Linked DNA regions of Homo sapiens: region 2 is linked to region 1. A link is a contact called in ENCODE Hi-C data. All regions are on one chromosome and are shown on one strand. Each heading gives the region's core, a stretch centred on a gene start or an enhancer-like site at or near the end of the contact. The rest is flanking DNA. Distances are from core to core; before and after follow the strand shown.

What was found. Hi-C counts contacts between places; a loop is a spot of excess contacts on that map. Pooled maps may share reads with other maps.
Region 2: a map of CD4-positive, alpha-beta memory T cell shows a loop between it and region 1 (7-fold over the local background). The contact joins the promoter of ZNF292 here to the promoter of RWDD2A in region 1. A Hi-C loop is called at or near these places in 2 of 168 maps with a recorded cell type or tissue (CD4-positive, alpha-beta memory T cell and naive thymus-derived CD4-positive, alpha-beta T cell) and 9 of 50 pooled maps.

The regions. Positions count from the first base shown.
Region 1 is chr6:83,191,749-83,195,818 of GRCh38, reverse strand. It overlaps RWDD2A (RWD domain containing 2A), which reads right to left and starts at 2,462. Exons shown (of 3, transcript NM_033411.5): 1 at 2,376-2,462; 2 at 1,167-1,507; 3 at 1-224. The coding sequence starts at 1,367. PGM3 (phosphoglucomutase 3) reads left to right here and starts at 2,554. Exons shown (of 13, transcript NM_015599.3): 1 at 2,554-2,640. RefSeq lists silencers at 2,164-2,533, 2,834-2,903 and an enhancer at 2,092-2,591.
Region 2 is chr6:87,154,035-87,157,842 of GRCh38, reverse strand. ZNF292 (zinc finger protein 292) reads right to left here and starts at 2,278. Exons shown (of 8, transcript NM_015021.3): 1 at 2,084-2,278. The coding sequence starts at 2,251. LOC124901355 (translation initiation factor IF-2-like) reads left to right here and starts at 2,596. Exons shown (of 2, transcript XM_047419630.1): 1 at 2,596-2,867. RefSeq lists enhancers at 852-1,459, 1,971-2,310, 2,581-2,740.

The sequences.
Region 1 (4,070 bases), core at 1,213-3,712:
TATACAAGCTTTCTGTTCAGGAAATAAGATGCACTGTTGTCCTGTAGCCACTGGATTGCTGCACATACACAGAGCTCACCTGGATCAAAAGTCCCTATGTAAGAAGTGAGACCTTTGTTGAGAAGTAGCTGCTGATGTCTGTCAAGTTCAGATGACCGTCCAAACAGCTGCAATGCTACATAGGGGTAGCTGTGAGGCATGGTCACTTGCAAATCAATTTTCACCTTAAAATGAAAATCAAATAGATTTAAATACCATAACATCACATAAGCTAGTTTATCAATAGCAACTGCATGATTTTGAGAAATGTTATTGCTACTATTAAATGTACCAGGTACTTTACATACATGATTGCTTCCTTTTATGCATTATTTCAATATTTATTGAACAACTACGTGTGCCAGGTGCCCTTGTGCTGGGATAAAAAAGTGAATAAACCAGACACTATTTTTGCCCTTCATGAAGTCCAGGGCCTAGTGAAGGAGACACACATTAAACAAATAATTACATATAGCAAGTATTTAATTTCAATTGTGAAAAGCATTACCATGGAAAAGTGGAGGGTTCCATTGAAGTGTGTAACCAGCGGGACAGAATCCAGTCTGGAGAACCAGAAAGTCTCCTCTGAGGGAATAACAACTGAAGGATGAGTAGGAAATAGCTACAACAGTGGTTCTCAAATGCCCAGTCCACGTATTACCTATGCTATGCTAATGTTGCTGGAGATAAATGGATCAGAAGATGGAGGTAAATTCATTTTTAGTCTTTAGATTTTTCCATCCATATTTGCTTTCTGTGTTATGGTGCCATCAAAAAATCCACTCATTCACTCCTTAAAAGACAGTTATGTTACAGGAGATATTTAGATTTATGAAAATCATGATACATGTGAAAGGTAGTCCAACTGGATGGGTGAACAAAATAATAATGGCATAAGACTGCAAGATAGCGTCAATAAAAACTCCAGGTATATTTGTTAAAAAGGTGTATATGTTTACATAAAATTAAAGATATTTACTGAAGACAATTTATAGAGCATTCCGTATCTTTCAAACAAGGAAATATGCACCTGGAATATTTCTATCTTTCCTTGACAGAAAGCTCATGTTCTAGATGTTTCAATTAAAAACTGGGCACCTGGCAAACACTTAAATCAGGGTACCTACCTTGGGCTCTTCAATCTGGAGTGTAATTACAAATTCGATTTTTGGTGGCAGCGCCTCCCTTGTGCCTTCCAAATACCTCTTTATATTCGTCAGGGCATTTACATCTTCAAGTTTTACTTCTCCTTGGTTAGGAAACATAGAAAACAGCATTTCCATCTCCAGTAGCTGAAGCTGAAGGCTTTCTTTCACCGAAGCAGACATGTTGCCTCGCAATCAGCCTGCCTGGAAACCTCACAAGGCTCAGGGACGCTGGGTTTGTCAATGCCAGCCGGTATCCAGCGAAATTTCCCGAAGGTCCCTTTACGTGGAAGCAATTCTGCAGGAACGCTTTGCACCGAGAGCTAGGGGCACAAACCAGACACTTGCACTCTTCTTTATTTCCTGACTCCAAAATCTAGTATGCACAACATCCTCTAAAACACTCCGTAAAAACCCATATTCTGCGTACCCGGGCTCCGGGTTCCCGCCTCCCGCACCCCGCACTAGATAGGGGAATCTGCACTTTCAACAGGTGTTTGGAACTGTCCCGCTGCAGGTGGCAGGCAGACACCTGCAGACGCTCTGCAAGCCTGAATTCTGGGAAAGGCTGGGGCCCGGCTTCCAATCCCACCCGGGGCTCGGGCTTGGGCGGAGCCAGACGCTGCGGCGAGAGAGGCCGCAGTGCCAGCAGGATGGGCTCCGAGTTCCCCAGCGCCAGTCGCCACCCCTCGGTCCTGGACTCGCGGACCGCCCCCCCCCAACACCGCGGTGGCCTTTTCGCTTGGGCCGCATTCCAGGGCTCCGGACGTTTACGATTCACTGGCCTCTGCCCCGAGGGACCCAGGATAAGGGTAGGGGGTGTCTCAGAGGTCATTAAATAAAAGATGTTTACAGTGAGCTGGGGGAAGGGGGTACCCGGGGAGACGGCAGCCGGAGAAGGCTTCCCAGATTCAAAGGTTTGGGAGATGACCTCGACGTCGGAGAGGGGGATGCGGGCCGCCGGCGGCGCTCACTGTGGGCGAGGTCGCCCTGTCCGAGGCCCAGCGACGGGGCTGATTCCCCACCCCCGCCCCTAGCCAAGACCACTAGGAACCCCGGCTTCCCAGGAACGCAGGGCCTGCCGCCCCCAGAGGCCCGGATTTGGAGGCGGAGGCTGTGCCTCCGCGGCCGCAGTGCTCTGAGGGCCCGCGACCCTCGGCCCCAACCCCCGGGCCACCGCGGGGGCCTCACCCTTTCTGGTCACTCAATGGTAACAGCCCCAGACCCCGCTCGGAACCGCAGCCGCAGTTCCTCAGGCGCCAGCTGCGCGCGACCTGCGGCGAGGCGGGGGCGGGGCTGGCGGATAGTCCTCTGCCGTGATTGGCCAGGGGGCGTGGCGACGAGCCGGAAGCCACGCAGGGCCACGTCTGCGGTTCTGAGGACTGGGTTTGGGTGCAGACGTTGTTGCTTGGGCGCTTCTCCGCTGCGTGTAGGTGAAGGGGGCTTCCTGACCGAGGTAAGCCGGGCCCCGAGGCTCGGAGTTGAGAAGGGAGACTACCGGTCGGCAAGGGCTCGGTGGGAGCGGGACAGGTCAGATTCTCGGCCCGACGGAGGGGCTAGTGGTCTGGCGGGCGACTGACCGAGCGGCGGAGCGCGCGGGACACACCTACAGGCCCCTGCGCCCCGCGGGCGGGCTGGTCGGGACGGGCCGCGGGTCTCCTGCCGGGGCTCTGGTACGTGGACCTAGGCGGGGACCTCAGGGTGGAGTGCCGGGAATCACCCTTGTGCGGTGATTCGAGGGTAGGCGGGAGAGAGGCACCAAGGAGATTTGAAGATTGAATGGAGAGTAGGGGGATACTCTTAACTTTTTGCGTGGACGCTGGATTTGGCAAATATGCTTTCAATAAAGGCATTCGCAGAGGCATTGAAAGTAGTTGTAGGGCCTAAAACGCATGAAAGGATGAACTCATATTATCTGGACCTTTTTTTTTTTAATGGCTTTTTGGAGTTAACAGGACTGGTTTACACTCTTATGAATAATCATGACACATAACTGACTGCTCAGTTTTTACAAATATGTATTCATCCTTAGGAAAGAGATCTGATCACTGTCTTGAACTAAATTAGTTTACTGAATGCCAGCTTTTTCCAACTGGACAAAAGCAAGTATTTTTCACCATTTCTTGCAAGTTCTGTTCATTGAAGCAATGAAGGACAATAAAGAAAACAAAATTATGAGGCTAGCAGCTGGCGGACTGCTCCTCATCTCTGGGCTAATTGGGAATTAATTGACCCAGGAAATGTAGTATATGGACTACTGAAGGAAAACTACTGACTGAGGTTGGAAACCCCAAGTTCCACTTAATGGGAGTATCCCAGAGAAAACAGTATTAGTGGGCTAAGGGCCGATTTTTTGTTGTTGTTTGTTTTGAGACGGAGTCTCACCCTGTCGCCCAGCCTGGAGTGCAGTGGCGCGATCTCGGCTCACTGCGACCTCCACCCGCGGGTTCAAGCGATTCTCCTGCGTCAGCCTCCTGAGTAGCTGGGACTACAGGCGCGCACCACCACGCCAGGCTACTTTTTGTATTTTTAGTAGAGACAAGGGTCTCACCATGTTGGTCAGGCTGGTCTTGAATTCCTGACCTCGTGATCCGCCCGCCTTGGCCTCCCAAAATGCCGGGATTACAGGCCTGAGCCACCTCACCTGGCCTGTTTTTTTTTTTTTTTTTTTTTTTTGAGACCGAGTCTCCCTTTGTCACCCAGGCTGGAGTGCAGTGGCGCGATCTCGGCTCACTGCAACCTCTGCCTCCCGAGTAGCTGGGATTACAGGCGCCAGCTAACACGCCCGACTAATTTTTTTGTATTTTTAATAGAGAGGCGGTTTCGCCATGTTGGCCAGGCTGGTTTCAAACTCCTGACCTCAGGTGATCCGCCTGCCTTGGCCTC
Region 2 (3,808 bases), core at 1,029-3,528, 4.0 Mb before region 1:
GTGGCGCACGCCTGTAGTCCCAGTTACTTGGGAAGCTGAGGCAGGAAAATCGCTTGAACCCAGGAGATGGAGGCTGCAGTGAGCTGAGATCGCACCACTGCACTCCAGCCCGGGTGACAGAGCAAGACTCCATATCTCAAAAATAAATAAATAAATAAAAATCTTTAAGTGATAACTTTACAACGTCACACACTCACAAAAAAGCGGGGGGGAGTCCAGCTTGCATGAGATTCTATTTTCCCAGAATTATTAATCCTGCTTACAAATACTGCTGACAAAAAAAGAATTTACAGTAATTAGCCTTAAAACTATCAGTGGACACTATTAGGGGAAAATGTCTTTCAGCAAAGCTAGACTTTAATAGTTTTCACTGATTATTATATAAAAACTGATTCGACTTACAAATGAAATACTTCCTATTATGGGTATCTTAGAGAAATTTTTTTATCTCTAAAATAAATCTTTAAAGACCAATTAAGAATGAGTGGGTACTGCAAAGTAGAGAAACTGAGAAATTTCAACAATTTTTAAATATTAAAATTCAAAGGAATGAGACTTTAATTTTGCCACAGGTACTCACCAGACCTATTTACCTAAGTAGGGAGCTTTCACATTGCACATCCTCCTAGACGTCACCACTTGATCTCACAGTTTTTGTTTTTAAGATTATGAACAGCCATCAAATAATTTGTGACAATAAAGTGCATACAGCAACGGAGATTCTTTTGTATGTGATCACGTATCCCCGACATAATAAAGAAAATATTTCAATATTTGGAAGCTAAAAAATAAGTGAAAATGTAATCTACTCAGCTAAAATGGTCAACCATTGTTCTACGTTAAGATCAGTATTTTTCCAAAACGAATTCTCTGTAATGATACACTCACAAGTTAACTCTAAATATGACCTGTGTAAATTGTGTCTTCTTTTTCCTCCTCAAGACAATCAAATCAAAGTCTTCACCAGAGCCAGCAACACTACCTTGAAATTTTAAACCTAAGTGTAAGGCTCGTAATGAAGTGCAAATGTAGTCCCAAACTCTCCGATTTTCACCATGGATGAAATGATTTTCATCACTAGCAAACAGTGTTATTAACATTCCAAATTCTGGTTAGAATGCAGTCACTGGTGAGCAGTGCCCTTGGGCAAGCAAAGAAAAGATTTGAAACTACCCAAAGCACAGATCCACATGAACCTCAGTCTTCTCCCACTTCATCAGGAAGCCAAATAGGAAGGACTCCAAGAAACAGGGGTGAGGGGGTGATCGGGACAGAAAGGATAGTGGAAATCATACTCCTCGAAGGGCGAAAGCAAATGAGAAACGGACTCTGGAAAAACCGCCCCAAAAGGACACTCAACCTGAGACAGATGTACAGGCACAGCTCCTCTACACTAAGGAGATAAAGCTTTACCACAGAAGTGATGCACCAAGCAAGCAAGTATGGGCAGGAGGGGACAACCTCCGCCAAGCACCCCCTCCCGAACGTCTAGCTCAACTAGAAGGGGTCGGCGGGGACTGCTCCTCCGAACATCAACAAAGGCCCCTTCAGTCCTAAGGCGAAACTCGAACAACAAAGGCCCGGAGACAGCCAGGACAGGGCCGGGGCTGGGGGGCGGGACGGATGAAAGCAGGGGAAGGCAAAGGAATCAAACCAGTGGGGGCGGAGGCCCGTCGGAGTGGGAAGCAGAGGCGCAGAGGCGGGAGGCGCGGTAATCCCCAGTGCACAATAAAAGGAGGAGGAGGAAGAGAACCTGGCCTCCATTCTCCTACTCTCTCCAATCCGCACCGTGTACATTTCCTCAGCCGCGGGGACCGCGCAGTCCCGAGTTCAGGGAAGGAAAGGGGAGGGGGGATTTTCCGCCTTGACCGCAACTCCCTTCCCCCAGCCAGGAGCTGCAGACGACAACAACCGCCACAACTGCAGCCACACAAAGGCGCCTTCCTTCTACTCCCGCTCCCACCCAGGCGGAGGCGCCGATGATGCCAAGGAAGCGGCGACCACCTCTCGGCCGCCTAGCGCTCGCTCGCCCTCTTCCCCCTCTAGCTGGGGAAAGGGGGAGGGGACCACCGGGCGCCCTCACCTGGCACAGCTGCTGACAGTAGTCGGTGGCCGCTTCCACGGCCGGTACCCGGCTCTCCCGCAGCTGTAGCTCCAGCTCCTGGAGCCGCTCGCCCAGGCGCTGCAGCTCCGCGACGCAGCCGCCTTCGCCGCAACTCAACCTCTCCTGCTCGGCCTCTTCGTCCGCCATCTTCACACCCCGCTCCGTCGCGTACGCACCTGGGTCACGTGATAACACAATGCCACGTTCGGCGGGGTCACGTGCCGGGCGCGCTTGCACGGCGCCGAGCACGTACAAAGGGCCCGATGGGGAAGATATGGGGGTGGGGAGAGTGGCGCGAGAGAGCCCGAGGGAGGTGAAGGCAAGGGGAAAGGAGAAGGGCGGGGTTGGGGCGGTGCGGAAAACGGCGGTTTACTTACCCCGAGCGGGAAGTGGGCAGCAGCGGCCGAAAGGGGCGGGCTGGTGAAGGCCTGCTCTCGGTCACGTGGGCGCCGCGACGGGAAAAAGCCTAGGGAGGGGCGACCCTCTCCGGCGTCCCGATCCCGGCGTGGCTTTCCCCAGTCCACGAAGTCTTCTACGGACATATCCTCCTGTTCCCCAAGAGGATGGCACAGGGAGAGTTCTGAGTGGTCTCGGGCAATGGCTGCATTTGCTGTTGGCCTGTAAGCAGGCCAGAAGCAGAGGAAGAGAGAGAAGGTAAAACCCGCCCATGGACCGCAAGCGTGAGAGCCAAGGCAGGACTATGAACTGTCAAAATTGTCTCTGACTTCTCACCAGGCCGGAGAGGAGGGATCTAGTGCGTGAGGTACCAGATCTCGTCTCACTTGACTCTCCTCCTCTTCAGCACCAAGAACGCCTGTCCCCTGGAAACACATTCTCTAGGGGGTGGAGGCAACAAAGGAAAAGAACAATTGGGTCAGAGCAGAATGAGGTTCAATCCTCAGTCTGGAGAACGGAGCAAATTCATGAAAAGCATAGTTTAAAAGAAGTCAGAATATGAACAGACCAGATGACTTTTAAACCACGAAAACATTTCTAGAATAAGTGATAACTAACTACTCTGTTTCACCGTGATTTAGACTCTACTACACTCTACAGAAATCACCAACAATGACAACAGGCTATATATGAAAGCTATTGAAAAGAAAGTAGGTCAAGGAAAAAAAAAACACCAATAAGGACTCCATTAAAAATCATAACGGAGGAGAGGAAATTGATGCTAAAATAAAACAATATTGTCGAGAATTATTATAAATATCTACAGCATTTTTTTTTCCTAATGCTACAAATAGAGGTAGCATTCTGAACCACATTTTACTTACAAGCTGAAAAGAATTAATACTTGGCACTTGAACAAAAGAGTAGAAGAGGTGCTACAAAAATCCAAGAGCTTAACCCTAAAGTTCTTAATAAAACTAATATTTTTTTTACCGTTAGAGCATTAGACAAAAGACCTATCTCTCTTGCAACTGAATAGTCTACAGAAATTTAGAAACAATGATATTGATGAGGCACCCAGTCTTTTCATTTACTCTGAGTGAAGTATATTTTTTTAGTACAAGGATCTAAAATAAAAATACTTCCCATTGTGGGCAGCGTCCTCTTCAAAAGATTTCTAGTAATTAATGGAAAGTGTTCTACATACTATGTTGTCCAGAATAAATGTTTTATAACGCATCAGTGATGGTGATGTTTTTAAAGCGGCATTATATAAGGTGACCAGGCACAGTTAAACCCCTTATGAAA